Linked DNA regions of Mus musculus: all the other regions are linked to region 2. Evidence: chromatin loops called from intact Hi-C (ENCODE). Cell type or tissue: left cerebral cortex. All regions are shown on one strand. Region 1 overlaps Gm46548 (a long non-coding RNA gene). Region 2 has its middle 73 kb from the start of Fgf12. Region 3 has its middle 140 kb from the start of Mb21d2.

What was found. Hi-C counts contacts between places; a loop is a spot of excess contacts. Peaks named below come from ENCODE experiments on the same cell type or tissue, not always from the same donor. Only the 100,000 strongest peaks of a DNase experiment are listed, where the experiment ranks them.
Region 1: it touches region 2 in a loop (6-fold over the local background); 3 of 42 quality-filtered maps call a loop at or near these places.
Region 3: a loop joins it to region 2, with 6 times the contacts of the local background. A loop is called at or near these places in 7 of 42 quality-filtered maps.

The regions. Positions count from the first base shown.
Region 1 is chr16:28,606,355-28,614,354 of GRCm38, forward strand. It overlaps Gm46548 (a long non-coding RNA gene), which reads right to left. Exons shown (of 2, transcript XR_001781891.2): 2 at 2,703-8,000. It also overlaps a transcript of Fgf12 not described here. Among named protein-coding and RNA genes, the nearest start is that of Mir690, 10 kb to the left of the region's middle. In left cerebral cortex, a CTCF peak has its summit at 4,755 (motif pointing left); DNase peaks (open chromatin) are centred at 2,356 and 4,751; H3K27ac peaks cover 211 bases.
Region 2 is chr16:28,514,622-28,522,621 of GRCm38, forward strand. It overlaps a transcript of Fgf12 not described here. Among named protein-coding and RNA genes, the nearest start is that of Fgf12, 73 kb to the left of the region's middle. In left cerebral cortex, a CTCF peak has its summit at 3,391 (motif pointing right); a DNase peak (open chromatin) is centred at 3,412; H3K4me3 peaks cover 515 bases; H3K27ac peaks cover 583 bases.
Region 3 is chr16:28,789,104-28,797,103 of GRCm38, forward strand. It overlaps the pseudogene Gm20018. Among named protein-coding and RNA genes, the nearest start is that of Mb21d2, 140 kb to the right of the region's middle. In left cerebral cortex, a CTCF peak has its summit at 4,172 (motif pointing left); a DNase peak (open chromatin) is centred at 4,177.

The sequences.
Region 1 (8,000 bases), 92 kb after region 2:
CATCAATGTAATGAGCACATTTACCTCTAAAATATCATTATGTCGAATTAGCTAAAAAGAAATGTGAACAGATTTGAAAATGCCAAAACTATGATGCCTTCTTCTCATGGGGAATTCAAATATCCTGCTGGATCAATGTTGTGCTCATTGAGAATATTTCTACAATTCTGTATTCATTCAGGAGTTATGAGAAAATCAAATGCTAGTTTAGTGAAATAGAATCCAAACTCTTGACTATTGCCAATTAGACATAACAACTATTGAATTCAACACAATTCACCTTTCTATTAGTTTTTTCCATTTTATTTCAGAATTTCTCAAATTATGACAGACTCATACAGAGCTCTCAGCCTTTAAAAATAAGTGTGGCTATATATTTAGAATCTCTATAAAGCTATTTTTAGATATTTAGCAGACCTTCCATAGACTATTGAAGTAGATAATTTAAAAATCTCTTTCCAAAGCACAAACCATAAATAAAAGTGGTAGTCACTGGCCAATAAGTGGGAGAGCATTCTCTTTTGGGGGTTTGTATCTCTATCAAGCTTCATCTATTGCTATTCCTTGTCTACTTTTCCCTAGGATGATACACATTTCACCAGCCACTGGCTGACCTCTGACAATACGAAGCCTTCCTTTAACTGGGTGCTATGGGGTCCAGTTAGTTTTCAGTCCTAAAGGTCTGGAGCTAGTAAATAATGGAGATGCCCAGTTGTTATGGCCAGTGGCAAGATGGAAAAGGAAGTGTTTCCCCAGATGGTATGAGGAAAAGAAAGCCTTCCTCCATCCTTGGAAGACAACAGAGGTCTGACACTTAGTGAGAATCCATAAAAAACTAAGGAAGGTGATCAACTCTCCCCTTGACTGCTGAGCTCTGAGCTCTGCCATATTTCTCAGTAGAGCCCATTGGCCACTTTCTCATCCCCCAACCTCAGCACAAACATGTACAGCACTTTTCACTCCTGACTCTGCAGTTTCTTCACTCTGTTGCTCCCTGCCTCTCCTCTCAGCATAGGTGGCCTGACTTGAATGTTATTTGATCCATTCCCCAGTGACTCTGAAGCCAGCCCCTTTCCCACATGTCTCAATTAGTCTCTAGGGTTGCTTCCTTACCAGGTAAGCTCTTGTTCGTTTCTCGCACTTCCAAATTTTCATTTTCCATATTCGATACTTCACTTGTTAACTGATTATATCCTGCCTCAAATAACCTACGCTTAAATTTCCCCTGTGTCTAGTCTCTGCTGAATCTCACTTTCATCTTGCTTTGCTTGTTCTCAATAGGATCTAGCGGAATATGGGAATGCTGAAGGCATACAAGCTATCAGGCAGCAAACACTCACAGTTCTGTAATATTGCTATTGATAATAATTTATGTTTCTAGATATTTTTAAAATGTATGCTTACTTTTATTTTATGTCTATGGGTATTTTGCTGAAATATATGTCTGAGCACCACATGCATGCAGTGCCCACGGAGGTCAGGAAAAAGCATTATATCCCCTGGAACTGGAGTTACAGAATGTTATTAGCAACCAGGCAAATGCTAGAAATAAAAGTTTGGTTCTCTGGAAGAGCAGCCAGTGCTCTTACCAGATAAAGCAGCTCTCCGGCCTCTGTTTCTACCTCTACACTATGGTTTTCCTTTTCTAAGCCATTGGTTTTGAGGAGATAATTTTGGCAGTGAGTGAGAGTGTCTTTGATTTGCTTCAGTGACTTTTTTTTTTTTTTTAGCCTTTCATAAGCGGGAAGAACAGTGTGGAAAAAAAATCAAACTTGGGTATAACATAAAACGGCAGAAAAGAAAAAGACCTACTTTTGAAATTTTCAAATTTTACTCTTTGTGAGATGAATCAAGGAAAGAAAAAAAAATTAAAGCAAACCAACAGATCCTGTAGCCTTCAGATACCCTGACCTCCTCTTACCAACCACTACACAGCAGCAGCACACGGCCTCGCCATCAGGAGTCATCTCCTATTCTCCTGCACCCAAGCATCCTTTGCCGGATTCCCATCTCCAAAGGTCCACTCTCATCTTGAATCTCAAGGTAGCCTGTTTTGTAGGCATTGAAAAATCTGTGCTCCGGGATCATCCTTTTATCCTTTTCCTCGGTAATTTAAATCCTAGGGGAACTTGGGTCTGACCACATCCAAAGCCAGCAGAGCTTCTCTGTAAAATAGGGTTCTGCTAATTTAAAAGAAAAAAAAATCTCTGAGCTCATAATCCTCTTTAGGGGCACAGAGGGAGATGAGACTGCTCAAGCATGGCGTCATGGGCTTGAACAACTCAGATGCTCAGAAGCCCATGAGAAGCTATTTGTGGTATCTAGGACTCGCTTTGCCTCACACCCCACTCACCCTTACACTTCCCGTGATCCTCTTCACCGGAAGTATCAGAAATGGCGAAGTTGCCAGGAAGTGAGCCCTTCAAGTCAGTGGGCACCTCCTAAGGATTTCTCGGACTTGTGTGTGTGTTCTAGCTTCCTTCCTGTGGCTCTGATACAAACTCTGGCCCAAAGCAACTCGAGGAGAAAAGGTACTTTTTTTTTTTTTTTAATTTTTTTTTCCCCTTAACATACCTAGATCACAGTCCGTCATAGAGGGAAGTGAAGGCAGGAACCAGGAGTCATGACCTGAAGCAGAGGCCACAAAGGAATGTAGCTTCCTGCCTTCCTCTCCTGGACTTACTCAACTTGCCAGGGTTTCATTTACTTATATAGTCAAGGGGTGGCACTGCTCACAGTGTTTGGGACTCTCCCATATTGATCATAAATAAAGTGCCCCACGGACTTGCTAACAGGCCACTCAGAGGGAGGCAAATCCTACCTTTTGGTTCCTTCTGCCCAGATTACATGACTTGTGTCAAGTTGACATACAACTAGTCAATACAGCAACATGATTATTCTCACTTCTCTTCGACCTCACATGAAACCATCCTGCTTTCTACACAAACACTCTCATTTCTGTTCCCATTTTGTATATGTAAATATATACTCATAGGAATGTTTACACAGACTATACATTAGGACTTTTGTTGGAAACAGAGGTCCTGGGAAGCCTAGAGACACACCGGGGCCTTGCCTCAAACAGAGATTTTCTGTTCACAGCAACAGAATCTAAGTGTGGACTCAAAGCTTGAGGTGCTGTTTCATCTACTGCATGGCTATCAACCTGTGCATCGTTACCCCTTTTGGGGGGATAGGTTGAACAACCCTTTCATGGGAGCCACCCAAGACCATCATGAAACACAGATATTCACATTATCATCCATAACGGTAGCAAACTTACAGTTATGAAGTAGCCATGAAATACTTTTATGATTGGAGCTCACCACAACAAGGTGTGCAAGGGTTGCAGCATTAGGAAGGTTGAGACCCACTGGCCTTATACATTGCTTAGCTGTTGTCCCAGATTCTTCGAAAACTGTTTTACATAAGAGACTCAGCTGTCTTCAGTTACGTACCAACATGCCAGCCACATCTCTTACATCTAGGGAGTCTCTGTGCTACCTCTTTTCTTATCACTAAGCTGGAAATGATGCAAGGGAGGCGGGAGGTAGAGTTTCATAGTAGACTTCTTGCCTTGTGTCCATATGGTACTGGGTTCAATTCTCACTATAGGAAAACACTTAGGCTCATAGTTTTGGGGCTCTTTTCTACCCAAGTGGAGGAAGCATGGCTATGGGACCATCGCCACCCATGTTGACAGGCATAGGAAGCTGGTAAGTAACATGGGGGTGGGGGGCAGGAAGCAGAGTTCAAGCTGGAATCAAGGGTCAACCATAACCAGCCCACAAGACCCTCCAGTTCCCATTCAAAGTCCCAACTCCTCAAAGTTCCACAACAAAGTTCAAAGTGTTGAGGGAGAGGGAGCACCAAGGACTAAGTGTTCAAACACATGTACTTACTTAAAGGGGGAATTTCATACTCTAACTGTAAGATCATCTAGCCTGGTCCATTTCACTAAAATTGGTTGAAAAAAATCTGATCCTCATTCCCTGTATCCTTCGTGGTTGTACCAGGCTCTCCTCGCTGTCTGTTCCTTGAGCCTTATTCACTTCTAAGAGTCTTTCCTTTCTTTGCAGCCTCTACTTAGCTGAGCCAACTCTTCGGAAGCCTCTCTTGGGCAACCCCTCACTGGTGCCCTTCCTTCCTTGATGCACACTTGCAAAGCTGTCATCCAAATTCCGTTCCTCTACAAATGATGCCTTTCTGGTCTCCAGGTAGCTCTGCATAGGGCATATTAGCGTCAATGATTCACAACCGTGCTTAGTTATGTGCACTGTTGCAGCGAGGGGATTGGTAAAAGACTGCCCTGCAGCTATTTACAGGTCAGTTCCCCCCAGGAATTAGGCTTATTCTGTTGGACAGAATGAGTGAGAAGAAGCCACTCTGCTTTCAATAAAGCCAGAGTGCTAACAGCTGAAGCTGAGTCAAGATGTAAGGAGCAAACTGTGGGTCAACTTAGTTCTTTTTCAGGTCAGTTATAAATATTTGTAGAATGTCTCCTACGTGCCGGGCCCTGTGTTTCCTGCCTGCTTGGGCTAACTTCGCTGACTTGACTTTAGACCTCATAAAAAGCTTGGAAAGCAGAAGATAAAAAAACCTAAATTCCTGGACCTGATCTCCAGATTGTCTGCACTAGGCAACAGATTCACCCGTTTTAGCCCTTTTCCAGCTGTGGGGGTGAGAAGGGGCACTTTCAAGTCTTGGCATATACAATTAAATCCAACTGTGCTGTGGTTTGGCACCACCTGGTGGCAATTTTCTGGCTCCCATTTAAATATCCTCAAGGGACTCTAGGCTCCTGACTGGTTACGACTTGCAGACACAGGCAGCTATTCTTGTTTCTGTATCAGTTTGACCCAAGGAGATTGAGCCTGTAGAGGACCACAGGGGACCCCTGAACTTGTTGTTGACCTTCATAATCCCTGTTTGCTGCCCATCTGGCTTCTGTTTCCTCAAGTCCGCTGCCCCCAACCCTCTGTTAATCACCAGAAGCAGCAGCAGCAACAAAACAGCAATAACAAAAAATACTGTGGTGGGAGCCTGAAGCCAATAGTCAATTATATAAGCTTGTGGTAGAAAGGAGATTCATCAAATCACAGGAATAAAGTCATGTCAAAGATTCAGCATCATTAATGAACCGACATGACTATTATACTTAGTTAAGTGTATTTACATTGACTTAATGGAGATCTAGCAAGCAAAGAGAGCCCTGGCAGAAACAAAATGTGAAAACAATATTGTACTGAGCTACGTTGTTAAAACAAAGTGATGTGTTATTGGAAAGTGAGGAAAGGTTTGTTAATTTGTACACACAATTTTATCAAGCACATGTGTGTAAAGGCATCACAGGGTTACTGAAAAGAGACAGAGCCTGATAATGAGGCAACTGCATGGAGAGGTAGAGCACTGTCTAATGAGACAGATATTCGGGCAATAAACAGCCAAATAGCATGTAACATCACCTAAGAATGGCACACAAATTTAGAAAAATTCATGTGTCTGAATTGCGTCTTCTTCATCTAAATATTTGGAATAATATCATCAATCTCAATGGTTGTTATGAAGTTTATATGAAAATAAGGGTCTTGGATCAGTACCTAATACGTAATCAATCCTTATCCACTCAGCATATCACCAATTAAGTGATTAGCAGGTGTTCATTATCTTTATTCTTAATATTAATTTTCCTGGGAATGGTACTCATAATATTGATGTTACTGTCACCAAAAAGAGCTTGATTGTCTCTCTTCTGTTCCTACATAATTTCATCTGAACCATATAAGAAGCAGAGAGCCAGAAAGGAGGATTCCATTCTAGTCGATCCAACTGATGATTTGACTGATGCCACTACAGAACTAATGGTCACTATTCTGAGTTCCATCCTTACCTAAGTATTACACTGAAGCTTCGTAGGTAAATAATGAGTAATTTTAATGTATGTGCAAGTTGAGGTGAGAGCATTGAGATGTTTTAGGTTCTGATAAAGCTGTGTACTTGTATCTGCCTAAAGGCTGTATTGAACCCATTTCTGCTTTTTTTTTTTTTTTAAATAATACAAGTCTTGTTCCTGAAAGATTTAATAAAAAAAGTCTTTCTGATAAAACACTGACAATGGTATTTCTTGTTAGTGTGGTTCCTATGTACACAAATCTCCCTCCTGTGTCCCTATAGATCTCACACCTTATTATTTCAGAAAGAGTCATAAATGCAAGAGAACATGTCTTATGCTTTCTAGAGTCGCTGACCTCCCAGGGTATCCTCAGAGCACTATATATAAACGCTACAGTTCTAAGTCAGCTTTGGGACTGCACCAAGTCTTTTGGCTTAACATTTACAAGGTATTCGAAGAGAAGGCACTGCTCAAACCCTTTTGTCTGGCACTTCCGTTGATGGACACAACACTACTTTCTGATAATCATGTAACCACACACCTTCAATGAAAACTACTTAGACAAGGATGGGGTTTAGAAGGATTACCCATCATTTCTGCCATGGTACCCACCCACCAATCAATGGATGCCCTTGTTATTAAAGACACCACCTGTGGTACCCACCTATTCTAATAGTTAACTCAATTTCCAGACTGTGGAGGTCAGACTCCATAGAGGAGGAGGAGGGCCTTGAACCAAAAGAGTACAGACATGTTTCAATATTACATAATCAGATCAGCAGTGTTGACAGGTACCTCTAAATGCCACATTTATACTGTACTTTTATACCCTGGCAATAGTGTCACTTTATGTTCAAAATCAATTAAAGATGCCTTTTAAAGGTAAAGAAGGAGAAATATTTTAATACTAAAATGTTAAAGACCATTTTTATATGACAATAATAAAATATCTAATAAGAGTATTTCTCTCATTGTATCAGTGATTATTACAGATTCTTATTGGGCATCTATGTTTTCATGGATTTTACAGCACTGTTTTAAAATAATATGAACGAAAGCAAAAAAGAATTTGTATTATATAATAACAACAATAATAACAATATCAGTGATATTGCTACAGACAAAAATTACAGTTTTTTACAATAATATCAACTTTCTCGTGTTTTAGAATTTTTAGTGTTAACTTTCGTATGGCAACTTTTTAAATCCATTTCATGTCCCAGAATACAAGATTTTCATCTTCACTTTGTTCATGAAGATACTAAGATTCTGAGGACAAACTCAAGGTTCCATAGCCAGGAGATGGAGACAACTCCCATACCTAGGTCTTCTGACCCAGGTTCCTTTCCACTGTGTTAACAGCTTCTGGAATCACAAAGGGTTTTGTTTTGTCTTTTCTTTATACAGATTCATACACACCCCCAGAGATTACAAGAATGAAAGTGTATTATCATTTTACCTTGATAGCATCAGAATTGATTTAAATACTTCTTAAGATGTGATTTCAGTAACCTTAGTAACCAAATACTGAGACTAGCAATGTGTGTGAGTGTGTGTGTGTGTGTGAGTGTGTGTGTGAGTGTGTGTGAGTGTGTGTGTATGTATGTGAGTGTGAGTGTGTGTGGAGTGTGTGTGTGTGTGTGAGTGTGTGTGTGTGTGAGTTAGTATGTGTGTGTGTGAGTGTGTGTGTGAGTATGTGTGTGTGAGTGTGTGTGTGTGAGTGTGTGTGTGTGTGTGAGTATGTGTGTGTGAGTGTGTGTGTGTGTGTGTGAGTGTGTGTGTGTGTTCTAGAGACCCCTGGGGTTCTATATGAACCTGATTAAGGACTTCACATTTTAGTAGTTTCTTTTCAAAGTTTAGCCATACAACTATTTTGTTCAAAACACATAAAAAGGCTATAGTTGTTATAGGCATTTATTGTCACAAAGTAAGAAGATTGTTACTGGATTGTAGCAAACTGTTTGCATAAGCAGGGTGTGCGGTTTGCAGAAGATACAAAACCCTCAGAGACTTGCAAACCATAACATTTTGGAAAAAAAAAAGCTAACTAACAAGAGGAAAGGTACCACTGAGCAGGAAGCACTCCCCAACTCCGCTAATTGGCTTC
Region 2 (8,000 bases):
TTCAGATATCAAAGCAGCTTAATTGCATTGGCAAGGAGGCTGAAAAGTTGCAGAGATGTCACGCCACAGGCATGTCCCTTGTGCATCTTTGCACGTCTAAAACTGCACAACTGAGTTAAAGAGAATCCTTCAGAAGCACACTTAGCAAATCAGTAATGACAAATGTATGATATAAAAATAATCAGCTGTGTCAACATATCTAAACTGTTAAATGTCCTATAATAAAAAGAAAGAAGGAAGGAAAGGAGGGAGGGAGGGAGGGGAAGGGAAGAAGGGGAGGGAAGGGAAGGGAAGGGAAGGGAAGGGAAGGGGAGGGGAGGGGAGGGGAGGGGAGGGGAGGGGAGGGGAGGGAAAATTCCTATGAAATGTTAGTCTGACTGGAATGTGTTTTGTTTATGGAAATCACTAATCTGTGTCTTGCAATCGTAAGGTACTATATAACTAACCTCTCTTTCCTAAGAAGCCCCCAACTCTCAACCCTGGACACCACACAACTGACACTGCAACTGAATTCACTTTTCAACTATCTCACCTCAAGTGGAATGTGTTTCAGTGAGGGGAGGCGACTCTCAAAACCTTATTGTTTAAGAAGTGTGATATTGTACTGAACAAAAACTCATTAGTTTTTGGAACACAGCTCAGGGACAGATGGTGGCCTTGGGTTTCATTCTCAGCAAAAGAACAAGAAGAAGAGAAGACAAAATAAAACAAAAGAGGAAGAGAGAACCCAAAGTTCATGTATGCATGAAATTAACTCATAATAAAAATATCAGCTTTAATAATAGAAACATAATGGGAGAACTGCATTTAGTAACAAATATTGACGTTAACAAGAATGCATAGTGTCAATAAGCCAGTGACTGTGTGAACTGCCCTGGGCAGGGATCTTGAGCGAGACTTTACAAACAAGGGGTGCTGCTATGAGAGAGCCCTAGAGCTTCAGTTCACCGAGATGACATTAAGTCTAAACCCACTGGTTTGGGGTTTCGGAAGAAATAGCTTCCAAAGTAGAGAAACAGAAAGAACTCACAAAACCTCACATAATGATATGCATTGATTGCACATAGAATTTACCATTACATCTTAAATAATTTAAATAAGAGGTCCTCCAGAGAGCCCACACCACTGTCGTGACTTAAGAGGCATGTTTGAGCAGACAAACATTCACACTTATGCTACTGCGCCAAATGAAAAGAGCCAGCTGGGCTATCTTAGCTCTAAGAGGTCTGTGGGGTGGGGCCAGCAGACAGTTTTCATGATGAGGAAGCAAACCTTGTCTCCACTCACTGGAAAGACGGATGGTTGTGTTTGATCTGGAGAATGAGAAACTCACGTCATATGATCAATTGGGAAAGGAGCCACCACACAGGTCAAAAGTTTTGCTGTTGATTCCTAGTTGCTTGGGGCAAACAAGGTGGCTCTGAGCTAAAGGTTATGGAAGACTGTTCACACTGACACTTTCTTAGAAGTAATGGAAACTATGGATGACAAAGCATTCCTGAGAATGCTCTATTTGTTTTTCTTAGGCTCCACTGGAAGCTTAACTTCCCCTCCCACCCCACCCCCCGACCCCCGCGCCGGGGGAAAAAAAAGTGCTCATCCCAACCAAAATAGCAAACAAATGTCTTTCCAAAATGTTAAATTTTGAAACAGGCCAAATAAAAAAATACAAATATACCAATAAGAATCCTAGAATGGGCAAACACATCTTCTGGATACATGAAGATGCAGAGCTAAAAAATTAGCCATGTACCATATGAACATATGAAGTCCCAGGTCAACATGATTATAAAATGCCCAAGACTTATTCTGCACTTGGAGTCTATCAGAAAAACAGTCTCTATTAGGCTGTTTTAATTAGGAGCACTGTATGAGGAAATCAGGAGGCCTGAGGCTGCTCCCTCCTGAGAGGTTGGTCTTGGAAACATGTTCTCCGTATCACTAAGGTCCCTCTCACTGTGTGCGCACTGCTGACACGGACAGGCGCTTTATGACACTGGCTTGTGCTAGCTGCTAGACAGTTGGTGCCTGGTATTTACTGTGTTCCCCTAGCTACCTGGGAACCGGATTCTAATGGGCTTCCCTGAGGATTGCTTCGATGTAGCTGCAGTTTTTGTAGCTAGGGAAACACGCAGACTTCGCGTGTCTTGACAAAGGAGAGAGAAGTCTAGAAATTTATCAGAGAGATCTATAGTTTTCCACACACAGACCACCTAGGTCAATCCTATCCCATTGATCTTTTTCCCTGTTGTATACTTAGAGAATCTGGACAGCTATACAGTGAGTCCTGTTAGTGCCTCTACCCATCACACAATGGAAAATGTTGTTCAGGATCCTCTAAACAAATGTTTAAACATATACACACAACCTGAGACAGTTATCCATGTGACCCCACCCATTCAGTGGCTACTTTTAGAAGACCTTAAGCCACAAACTTTTCTATAACCTAAGGCCAAACATATTTACTATGTACCCTTATCAAAAGATCTTTGTTGGCCGGCAAGGATAGGTGGTTGCTCTACAAGGGCTTTCCATACTCTCAGTGGCTTGTTTTACTTAACTCACTTCAGGACTGTAGAAACATGCACACCCGGTGAACTGTATAATCGACCGACAGTTTTAACTTCGTCTTCTTACAACAATTTACAAGAATTAACTTTTACGAGACTCTCACGAGGAAGGTATTCTCTGGTGAAGGTGAGGGAATGAGGACCAGGAGGAAGCCTGGGCTGTCTGGATTGTTCACACATAAGCTCACACTCACAGAATGGACAGGAGCTGCGATCAGACTCAGTTGTCCAAACGCTGGGTCTTCATTTACCAGCAGTTTCTAAAATCTGCGGTGTGATAGGCATTAAGCAGTCATAAGCTGTTTAATGTAAAAGAAATGATCTCAAAATGCAGCATGGAAGTTGCTGTGCACACAGCTGTGGTGACCACTCTCCCCAGGTTAAAACAGCAGTTCTGTTTTGAACCCTTGTACAAGGGGCAGCTTCTGTTTACAACGTCTAGTTATTTCATTGTGTGTGTGTGTGTGTGTGTGTGTGTGTGTTTATAATAAAATTCAAGTCTACGTAGACCTGATCCAAAAATTCTCCCAACCCCCTGTACCCCTCACCCCCTTAAGCCCCTCCCCCAACCCCTCCTCCCATATCCCCTTCCGCTTCCCCTCATGTCTGACAAATTAACTTGAACCACACTGACCCTGGTCTCGCATCCGGTTTACGTCAATCATCAAGTAGCACAGGGACTCACCACAAGCCTATGAGGATCAGTTCCTTACTAAGGAAGGGGGTGATTTACATGAACTCTGGGGTGCCTTCCAACTCTGAATTCTATAATGCTCTTGGATCTCTTACATCTGTGGCCAGGCCCTTCAGTACCCACTATTAGCCACACGGGGGCAGCACAATTCTACTTTAGCCAGCAGGTAAATTCAGTGGCCAGAACTGATGGCTGTGCTGTATGGGGAAACTAGAAATAACCCTGGTAATTGATTGCCTTACTTAAACAGAAGGCAGTTGCACGTTAACTGCCTCTGACACACCGCGTCAGAAAACTCCAGTGACTCTACAGAGAAAAGCTGTTTTCGAATTTAAGAAAACGAGAGGTTTCAAATCCACGGAAACGGAAGCTTCAGAGACCTGCTGGGAGCACTTGTGCCACTCAGCGCCTCGCTGCTAAGGGAGAAGCCCTGGGAGAAACTAGGTCTTCTGACTCTCAGATCAACATCCTGTACTGAACACGGTGTCTTGGAAACTACATTCGCTCGAGTCGTGGGAAAGGTTCAGAGGGAAGCTGTGTTTCTCCATCTACCAGACTTTGCGGTACTAGGAGTGTCATACAAACAGCTCCCTTTATAGGAAAGTAAAGAGACTGGCAATTCTATGAGCTGAAAGGTCAGGTCATCCCGTTGGCTCCACTCAAGGAGGACTGTTAGGTTTATTCCTTTATGTCCCTCCCCAACACGCCCCCCACTCCCAATGGGAATTCCTCACCCAGTCAGTTTCCCAAATCATCAAATGTAAGTTACCATATCCAGCTATAGCTCTTAAGGTTATTCCAGGTTTTCTACTAACGCCCTTTTTTTTTTTTTCATTCCTGCAGATTTTTTCTTTCCACCCTTTGAACTCTGGTAATCCATCAGGCTTAGTGGCAAGTGCCTTTTTGTGCCAAGGGTGACTCACCAGCCTCACTTCCTTTATTTTTTCCTCCTTTCTTTCCTCCTTTTGACACTTCTGCAAGTAACTGCTCAATTACTTTACAGATGCTCCACCATTTAAGATGGCTACAGACTCACATTAGATTGTGGACATGCTTTCTTTAGGGAAGAATGCTCCAGAACTCCTGCTTCGTCCTTCTTGGGTACAATATCAGTCAGTGATGTCGTCCATGTGTCAGATTACCAGTGAGTCTGTCACTGAGTTGTCATTTGGTTTAAAATGACAATTGGTATTTTCAATGGAAAGTCCCTGTAGGTGATGGGAAGGGGGCCTGGTTAACATATGTGTCATCCTCTCTCCAAACAGCTGTTCACAGATGTTAGCATCAAGAAGGCTCCTTACCTTCATTTGCTGTGACTACAGGCTTGGGTGATGGTGATTTCTCTATATCCCTTATTTTCTTCTACAGTTGGAATTCCTCTGTGACACATGGCCCATTCTCTTCCATTTACTTATTAAATCCTAGATTTATAGCAACATCCATGAATTTTATTATGTGAATTAAAGTCTAATGTGAGTATCACTGCCCCCATTCCACCTTTACACTGTTTTAACATTCCTTTGACCAGCCGGCAGCCTTTGAGCACATCCTTGATGTTTAGGATCCTTGAATCTGATAAGTATTTGCCTTCCAGTGCCTTAGGATCAAGCATTTCTCCAAGGGCTCCTGAGTTTCTATTGGAGAAGGCCAATGAGAGGCCAAGCTCCATCTTAGTGTGTTCACTCAGGACAGCTGGAACACCTTCGCTTCTAGTCGGCTCTGCCTACTGACTACAAGATACATGCACTGGTCAGCCATGTTAGCAGTTTCCATCTCTCTCTGTGTACTCATCAATCCATCTCTCTACCCTACAAATTCATAATAATGTTCTCAAAACTAGTCAAACACCACAAGGCCTTTCTTTATTAGCAACCTGGCATTATTTCGAAGCGCAGACCTGCATAAGGTATGTTAGTTAAGGAAGACATGTGGATTTTGGCACAGCTCAGACTCCGCCTATCGTGGCAAGAAGAGGAATGGCAATGGGAGTCGGATGTGATGGAAAGAATATTTTTTTTAAAAAAAGTACAGTAAGGTACATTTAAACTGAACCAACGTGATTGTGTGATCTTGTCCGCTCATCTCTCTTAAATATTTTCTTTGAATCGTTCATCACCTACCGTGCTGTATATTTATTTTCTAATTTTATGTATCTTCTTTTGCAATGTGGTATTCCACTCTTTCCCCAGTGGCTCTGAGCAGCGGGTATTCGATGCTTTCACAAGGCACACTTCACCTGCCAATATGTGCTCTGTAAGGACTGCCTGTAGCAGACTCAGACTTCATCCCAGGACAAAGGTGGGTCTGTACACCCACTTCCAAGTCCAGTTCAAGGACCTGGGTAGTGATTCGGCTGGTAGATTGGATTCCAGAGACTGTTTGTTTGTTTGGTTGGTTGGTTGGTTGGTTGTTTTTGGTTTGGTTTGGTTTTTACTGTTGAACATTCTTTTATGTGCAACAGGACATTTTTGGCAACCCTGGATCTACACACTCATGGCACTGGTTCCCACCAAGCGGCACTTCCCCAAGCATCTTGTCCGCTTATCTCTTATAAAGTTATCTTTATCGAATCCTCTATATAATCAGGTCACCAATAATGTACCACTAATAAAATCACAAACAATAAAGTAGCATTGACAGACTTTTTAAGGAAAGGGAAAAATGGGTACCCTGGTTTTCATTTGCTTTGCAGGATTAATTCACATGTGTGTCTGCATGTGGGAGGTATAGGCAGACTCCTGGAGATCATTAGTCAGCCAGCCTAACCAAACTGATGAACTTCAAGTTCAGCAAGACCTCTGTCTCAAAAGTAAGATGGAGAGTAGTCCAGAACACACCGCCTGCCAACCGCAGGCGCATGCATGTGCCTGCAAGGACACAAGCATCCACAGGCACAAATATTGACATTCACTTTCCCACAAACTGATCTTTCCTTAACAGTTTCCCTTTGCATGCTGACAGACAGTACCCTATATTGTATCTTTGCCTTCTTTCGATTTCTACCATGTTCTGTAGACCAAGCATTCCCTCCGTCTCATACACTAGGGCATCTAAATAAAAGTTTGAAGACTTAAGATCTCCTAGAAACTCCAGAGTGGCTAATAAGGCAGAAGTCCCCAAGGCATCCAGCTGCTCAGAGGAGAAGGACCAGAGAGATGACCAACACCTTGACGCTTGAAAACCCATCCTCTCTGCGCATGCTCATCCCGCTTGCTTCCCCAGACCTTGCCCCATCATCCCTGCGCATGCTCATCCTGCTTGCTTTCCCCAGACCCTTCCCATCACCTCCTTCTACTCTGAGTCCTTGTTTCCTGGTAGTAGTGTGAAAAGGGCCACGCCCTAGTCAGTGTGATTTTGAGTTCAAACTTGCTGTTTTCTTTGCGCTGCATGGAGCTTTCTGGGCCTACATGCATCTCCTGCTGTGATGTTTTGTGTTACTTTAAGCACTATCTCAGGATGTCTCTTCCCAATCTGCTTCCCATGCAGGGGTTCCAGAGCTCTTTCCTGCTACTATTCAACTAGATGAATCTTCCATTAATTTACAGAATATTTGCTCAACTGTGGTTCCTTTGAGAGCGGGACCTATGAATTCACCCATCTGTAATTTTACCTTACTGCATGTCCAATTCACGGATACACATTTGACTGAAACAGGAAATCAGGTGCCAGGTCATGGTTGTAGCTTACTGGAGGAGAGTTAACTACTCCTCCTGTCTCCAGCCACAGCAGTACCTTTAGGAATGCCGGATGCTTTTACTAAAATTATCTCGTGTGGTGCGTTAGGGAAGATCACAGGGTGAGCAAAGGTTCAGTATTCACCAAAGGCTGCAGACAGTGGGAAATCGGTGAAACAAAATACAGATTTGACACGCGGCTGACTACAATCAATGTCTGCCTCTCCTGAAGACAAACAGAAACACCCGACTAACTGCCCGTGTTTCCTTTACAAATACAAACCAAATAAATAAGCAGAAATTCAGCATGTCTTTGTAAGGTAGAGTATTTTGAGTTGTCTTCTGCATTCGCAGTTGTACATCTATGCCTTGCTGCAGGGGTGTCATAAGTTCTGTAGAAGAAGCCTTATTCCCACCTCTTCAGTTCTGACCTTGCGTGTATGACAGGCACTGGACCAAGAATGATACACAGCTGTATGCCACAATGGCACAGAGCCTTTTAAAATAACCTCAAGCTCTGGTCAAGGTCTATTACTCTCCCACCTCTACAAGAGCACCCATGCCTCCCATGGGATTTCTCACTGGTATGGCTTCCAGAATGGACATATGGACATATGGACAGAGTAGGACTCTGATAGCTTTTGTATAGGCATTGCATCTCACAGTGTATTAAATGTGAATTGGTGTAAGCCATTCAGTTTTACGGTTGTCACACAAAATACAAGAAAAGCTAATGCCTAGGCTAAGTTACTGGAAACACTTTAAAATATAAGGTTAGAAATATAATTGTCTCTTTATAATTTGGAACATAAAGACTATAAAGTAAATATTTTGTATGAATAGAATGTCGACAAGGTAAAATTGGTTTTTGTTTAATTACAAAGAAATTAACAATATTTAATTTAGTGTTTTTTTTTCTGTGTATTGGACAGTCTGCTATTTCCATTGGTTCAGATTCTCTTCCTTTACTTCCTGTAACACAACCCTCCCTTTGTAGGGGGTTGATGGATAGATGGGTTCCAATCAAAAGACCTGCCCTTTCACAGAAGCAGGTATATAGCC
Region 3 (8,000 bases), 270 kb after region 2:
GCATACACACACATGAGCACACACTTTGACTCCAAGATAGGGAGAAATAAATTTCAAGCTGATTGAGAAATTTCCCCTCTTCTGACTAGCTTTCCCATTCACAGTGGTAAAACAGGGTTGGTCCCTGCATGGTATAATACTGACCTGTCGGGCAGGAGTGCCTACTCATGCAATAATGACATGGCTGTTGTGGGGATAAGCAACTCCTTTCTGATTGGATTTGGGGCCTGCTTCGAAGGTCTTCATGCCTGGTCAAAATCTCCTAGCTAGGGAGGTCATAGGCCCTTGGGGGAACCTACTGGTGTCTTAACGAGTAGGTTATGTTACCAAACTGCATCTTAACTATGGGGTTTTGTACCCATAGATTTGTGATGCTGTTTGTCCAGTGGGCAATGGTTACTGCAGAGGCTCATAACTCCTCAGAGTGATGCAAATAAATGACCTGCGGCCTCCATCGAAAAGAAGGCTGCACATTCACCAGCAGCCTCATGGCCTTTCTATGGGGATTTCAATTCTGCGACATGGTGGCAAGCCTTGACTTTTTTATATGCCCTCACAAATGCCAAGCCTCAACTGCTCTCCGTGAATACTCATGCTTTCAAACTCACTCTTATGTTGGAGACTCTTACACATTACCCCATTTGGTAGCTACCTTGGGATGCAACCTTTACCCTGCTCTATACCATTGATTTTGTATGCTGATCACAAGGACATCCTTCTCAGATTTCACAATAATGTAGGTCACTTTATCACACTGGTAAAGACCCAGGTTAACCATCATCAGTTGTTCCAGTAAAGCAGAGACTTCACTTCAGTGGTACTAGTCTCTTGTTAACATCTGACTCACCAACCATTGTCTGACCAGGAACCACAACTTCTCAATTTAAAGTATCATATAAACAACCCTGACAGTCTTTGCCTCCCTCTGAAATTTCATGAGATAAGACTCTATTTTCTGCATTTCTCTCAGAATTATCATCATCTAAGTTTCCACAACAGCTCTATAAGCTCTGAACACTTTTAGTCCAAAGTTCCAAATGTTTCCAAAATTCTCCCTATTCCACCCTCAAAGAAAATATTATGTCCATCACAGCAATATACCACATTCCTGGTAAATTTCAAGTTTGCTTTCTGTTGCTGTGATACATAAATACATTCATACATACATACATACATACACACACACACACACACACACACACGGATAGGAAGAAAGAAAGGAAGAAAGAAAGAAAGAAAGAAAGAAAGAAAGAAAGAAAGAAAGAAAGAAAGAAAGAGCGAACGAACTGGCCAAAATTTACTTTACTTTAAATTGAGAAATTAGTTTGGGGTAGAATATCTGAGTTACAAGGGATAGTCCATTATGGAGAGAAGCCAAGATAAGAACCTAGAGGCAAGAGCTGAAGCAAAACCCATGGAAAACACTGCCATTGTGCTTTTCATAACTTGCTCAGCTTGCTTTCTTATCCAACCCATAGTGGACTGAGCCCTGATACATCAATCATTAATCAAGAAAATGCCCCCATAAGTCATGCCACAGGCCAACCTCATGAAGACAATGTCTCAATCGAGGTTCCTTCTTCCCAGGTGACTCTAGCTTGTGTCAAGCTGACAAAATGTAGCTGTCACAGTACACTTGTCTAAATTAAGTATAATCCATCTCTTTCATTTCTTTTGGTAAGAACATTTAAAGCGTTTTTCTAACTTTTAGATACATAATACATTATTAAATATAACTACTGTCTCTTTGGATTTAACACTAAAAGTCGTCTCTTGTTTAAACTTAACATTGAGCCCATGTACCAGCGTCTCCCTTTTCCCATTTACCACTTTTCTGTTCACACCTTGAGGGCTGCCACAGATGAGAAACAATTGACAAAAGCAAATAGCAAAGTTTTAAGATCATTGTTTCTCTATAACCATTTGTGATGGTTTGTATATGCTCACCCCAGGGAGTAGCACTATTAGAAGGTTGGAGTATGTGTGTTACTGTGGGCATGGGTTTTAAGGCCCTCGTGCTAGCTGCCTAGAAACCAGTATTCTCCTAGCAGCCTGATGATAAAGATGTAAATCTCTCAGCTTCTCATGCACCTGCTTGTCTGGATGCTGCCATGCTACCACCTTGATGATAATGGTCTGAACCTCTAAACCTGTAAGCCAACCCCATTTAAATGTTGCCCTGATAAGAGTTGCCTTGGTCATGGTGTCTTTTCACAGCAATTAAAACCCTAACTAAGACATCATCTAGACATTTGAAACAGTTGAAAGTAAATTTAAAGTCCTAAGCTTTATTTATTTATTTATTTATTTATTTATTTATTTATTTATTTGCAATAACACAATTACAGGGATCCATAGCTGGTCAAAATGAGGCAATAAATGCCCAACCCAATTTATACATCTGAAATGGAACACCTACATCCAAGACTCAAGCAAAACTGTGAAAATATATGTAGATGTTGGAAAGATTGAAAGAACTAGAAACCAAGGATGTCTGCTGTTGGGTAGTGTCTACAAGACATGAAAAGGGCAACACCCCTTGTATGCTCACCAGAATGGCTGCCTAAACAAGACCAGCCTAATTACAACAGCAGTTAACATGATAACAAACCCAGAAAATTCCATGGGGTTTCACCTCTAAATGAAGAATTATAAGTGTTTCTTCATTGGCTGCTGAGAGAGGAAGAACCCATTTCTGCCAGGGGCAAGCTGTTATACTAGTTTTCTAATCCCAAGTGACCAGGCCTGGGCATTTAATACATGTGAGCAATGGCAAATGGACTCAGTAGGCTATATGTATGTCTCTCTCTATAATATGTATGTATGTGTCTGTGTGTGTGTATAAATATATGCATGAAATAATAATAATTAAAGGAGAGACCATGAACAGGGGCATGAGAGAAATTGGAAGGGGGAAGCAGTGAGAATGATGTGAACCCTGTAATCTCAGGGCTACGAGGCAGAGATGGGGAGTTCTTTACAGGCCAGAAAGTAGGTGATCTCTGGGTTCAGTAAAACAGACCCTGCCTCAAAAATAAGATAAAGAGAGAGGTAGATGATAGATAAGTGATAGACATAGATAGATAGATAGATAGATAGATAGATAGATAGATAGATAGATAGATAGATAGCAGGTGACCATCATTAGAAAAAGGGAGAAAGAGAGAGGGGGAGGAAGGTAGAGAGGAAGGGAGGGAAGGAAGGAGGGGAAGAACTCCCCAGCACCGCCACCCAAAGCCCTGATGCTGATGAAGGGCTCAGGGGAGCTCAGCCCTTTATCCTCTGACTATACCAATAGAGATGTTCATAAGAGGAGAAATGCAGGCGTTTACTCTGTGTTCTCCTAACGTCTAACAGCTCAAGTGAACACATCCCTCCTGCTGAAGTGCAGTGTGTACTGGAGCCTCTCCCTTTCTTCCTTTGACAGCTCCATCTCTAAACCAGATAACAAAGTCGCTCAAAGCTGAAGCTGACCTCACAGCCATCTCCCACCCTCCTGCCTTCTGAATTCCTACAGCACCTTCTGCATTGAGCAAATGCATTGTACATAATTTCTCCTATGTCTTAATTTGCATATTGAGCAAATAACTCCTCATTAGATGCCCCCAAGTGTCTGCCCCCTTTCTACATCAGGTAGAAAGAAAATATTCGACAAAAAGTAAGTGTTCCTATCAGGGAATATATGCATGTTTTTAACCCAGCACTTGGGAGGCAGAAACAGCCAAATCTCTGAGTTCAAGGCCAACTTGAACTACAGAGTGAGTTCCAGAATAGCCAGAGCTACACAGAGAGATCCTGTCTCAAAAGCAAAACAAGACAAAAAGCAAAAAGAAAGAAGAAAAGATGAGAGGGAGAAGGAGAGGGAGAGGGGAGGGGGAGGGAGAACAGTAAGTGTTCCTTTCTGTTATCTGTCACAAAACTTGGTCTTCCTAGCAAAGCTACAATTCAGTCTCCGGAACACAAGGTTTACATTTCTATACTTTTCTTGATCTTGACACTTTCCACTCGGTCTTCTGATTTCTATCTAGGTTGGCTTTTCCGAGGACCCCTCCCCCACAAAAAACAAAACAAAACAAACAACAAAAAAAACACAAAAACAAAAACAAAAACAAAAACCCACTTTCAGAATCTGTAATAGAGTTCGACTGCTACTCTGCTGCCCCCTAGAGGCTCTTGGGGAACACCAACCGGTTTTGCGCTGTGGTAGTGTAGTGAACTTCAACCTGGCAAGTGTCTGGGTCTATGAGAACAAAAGATGAAGCTTGAAAGCAGGTGTCTGCAATGGATACAACAGTAGGTTAAGCCTCCAGGCTAAACACTCCCAGCATATGGTGCTAACCTCTTGCAGCTGAGACTCTGCAGAGTGCTGGAATAGTTGGTACTGGAAGAGTTGATGTGGGTCTCTCTCCCTCTGGATATTTCCCCTCTGGTTCATCATGAACATTTTAAAATAATCTCTTTAAATGCTTGATCCCAGAAGAAATTCAATTCTAAAAAATATAAAATATAAATTGGTCTTTTGTCTTTTTAAGGCGTGGGCTTTTCCTTTCATCCCTGAACGTCATGATGAAATTACAAAGGCTTAACTTTGCTAGTCTCCTTCCAATAAATTCTCCACCAGATAAGGCCTGTAAACTCTTCTAAAATTCTGTAATGGATGGGCCCACTGTTGCACAGGCCTTGAATATCATTGGAACGATATGATTTAAATAAATATGTTCCAATAAGCATTACAGAAAAACAGAAGCCAAGGAATGTATATGAAGTAGTCGTTTCATGCCAGAGATTCCCAATAATGGCTCAGAGAAGCAGGTTTGTAATGTTAACATTCCAAAATTAAGAAAAAAAAAAAAGAACTCACTCCCATGTTTGATGTCTTCTAAATTTTGAATTAGTGTAGGTGGCTTTCACTGAAGAGCCTGTATATATGGAAAGAATGTTCTTAAATCATAGGTCAAATCTAAGATTATGTTTTGCTTTACTCAAATAAGAAAGCCACAAATTTAGAAGTCGTATTAATGTACTCCCTACCCCAAAGAGTGCCGTGTATAACAGACAAACTGGTGTGATATAAAGGGGGGCATTTGCAATAAGAAACATTGTTCACCCCTGAAGCCCTCACACTCCTCTTTCATACGAACACTTGTCATGTCTGGGAAAGGAAACTCGATGCTTACGTGTTAATTAGTCTTCTAACTGCTGTGATCCTATAACTGATGAAAAGTGATTTTTAAGGAGGAAGAGTTTGTTGTATGTCGTAGCTGGGGAGCTCGGGCCATCTGAAAATAAGGCACAGCAAGGCAGAAGATGCAGCTAGTGGCTGTGGCAGTGGGGTGTGGCACTGTTGGCTCACATCTCTAAGATAGGAAAGGGGAGTGTGAGTTCTCTAGCTTCTCCCTATTACATTCTTATCCAGCCTGGAACCACAGCTCACAGAATGGGTCTATGTATTTAGGGTGGGCCCCCGCTCTGAAGTTCATCTTCCCTGGAAAAGCCTCACAACCAAAGCTGTGCCTAATCAATGCCCTGGGTTTCTCTTAATCAATCAAGTTGACAATAAAAAGTTGGTTATCACATTTCAAGACCAACAGTTTGGCCTACAGCTTAAATACAAAACAAGAATCAAAATGTTTAGTAAAAAGTACCACCCAGCTGACCACAAGACAGATGAAACTATAACAAACAGTCCTATGTGAATTCAAAATAGCTACATACACATTTTTAGATAAAAAAGATTTCACATAGGAAACTTTAAAACCCACAACAAAGGCATATACAGAAAAAGAAAACAGTGAACTAAAAGTAGATGCAGCCAAGAAAAGACTAGAAAATAGTATCCCAAAGCTAATTGTATTTTAAGGTGTTCAAAGTGATAAATCTTAGTGTTCTTGTTTTAAGACAGTTTTACTATGTAGTATTGGCCTGCCTGGAACTTGTTCTGTAGACAAGGCTGGCCTTGAACTTACAGCCATCCATCTGCCACTGCCTCCTGAGTGCTGGAATTAAAGGTGTGTGTCACCAGACCCAGCGTAAAATAAGTCTAACTAAGAACTGAAATCACAATTTAACAATTAAATTTAAAATATTATTTATGGTATTGCAAAATTCTGATATATAGAAATAACTGTAACAAAATTTGTGCAACTGTTCTATATTAGTTCATTCTCTGTTATTGTGATAAAACACTACCAAAGTTAACTTAGAGAAGGAAGCATTTATTCAGTTTACAGGCAATAGCCATCACCAAGTGAAGTCAAGACAGGAACCTGGAGGCAGGAGCTACAGGAGAGGCCGTGGAGAGTCCTGCATACCGCCTTGCTTCCTCCGGTTCACTCAAATACTTTTCTTACATAACTCAATTACACGTGATTAAAATAGCACTGCTCATAGAAGAGTGTGTCCTTTTACATAATCTAGAAATTAAGAAAATGCCCACCACACATATTCCCAAAGGTCCATCTGATGGAAGCAAATCCAAAATTGAGATTATTCTTTTCCCAGCTGACTCTAGCATACGTCAAGTTGACAGAATCTAAGCACTTTCCTCCCAAACTTAAAACTACAAACCCAGCTGCCAGAAAGGTAAGGTCTTGCAAATGAAGAGCAATACCATGTCACCATATTGTAAAATACAATATTTAATTGTATGTCTTTTGTAGAGAGAATTTCTTGTGTATTGTAAGGATGCATCTCCTGTCAATTAAAAAGCCTATATGGCTTATGACTTAGACAGGAAATAGATGGTGGGACATCCAGGAGGCAGAAAGGATTCTGGGATAGAGCCAGGCACTGGGATATTTGCCCAGGAAGATGTCAGTAGACGGATGGGTGGTACCTGAGCACGGGTAATCACCCATGTGGCGGGATGTAGGTTAAAAGAAATGGGATATTTTAAGTTACCTCTAGTCAGAGAAGAGCCAAGGTATTTGTAAATATATTTGGGTATTAATCTTATTTCTGGGAACGCGGGTCTGGGAAGTAGAATCAGCACCTAATGTCTACAGTCTTTCACAGATTATTAAATGTTTGTTCCAAATTCATCTAAAGACCTAACATCCAAAATTCCAACCAATTCAAAGGAGCTTTATATATCATGACAGTTGATATGTCACTTCAAGTAAGCTTTTTTTATCTATATGATTATTGATAATTCTAAAACATATGAAAAAGAAAGAAAACCTAGACCAGCCAATGACATTTGAGGATGGAGTTATATGTCCAGAATTCAAGATGTATGTTTTGTTTTGCTTTGTCTTGTCAATATTTGAAACGGGGTTTTTATGAGGAGTGGCTCATGAACTCTCAATTCTAGATGAGCAGCTATTAGCAGTAGAAGAGTTTTAGATCAGGGAGAGTCATTTCTTAGGTTGTGGTCCCTGCCAGGTCACCCTTGCTTTAGTGGATGGTGCTACATCCATATATATACTGAAAACACTAACTGGACTTAGTGGCACATTAAAGTGTATGTGTCTACATATGTGTCTGTGGCAGCAGGTTGTCTGTTTATCTGCGTGACTGTGTGTCTGTGTGACTGTGTGAGTGACTTTGTGTGAGTGACAGTGTATGAGACTGTGTGTGTTTGTGTGTGTGTGTGTGTGTGTGTGTGTGCATATGTGTGTGATAGTTTTCAAAGGTACTCATGTAATTCAGAGGAAGGCGGATGATCCTCTAGTAAATTCATGGACTAAGTACAGAAGCAAACAAAGAAAACACATTTAACTTCTTCTGTTAAGAACTGTTGACTGGCTTTATTTTATACAGATCTTATTCAAGTACCTATATCTGCTACAGGTTCCTAAGCGGGATAGCTCTATAATATCCAATGACTTAACTTACAGCAACCCTCTACAAACTCTGGCTCTCTTGTTCTTTCCATAGCCTCTTCTGGGACAGTCCCTCAGCTTTGCCAGGGAAGATGTGAGTCAGATGTCAAGTTAGGGCTGAGAACTCCACAATCATTTCTTCAAGGCACTGACCAGATTTGAATCTCCATAGCAACT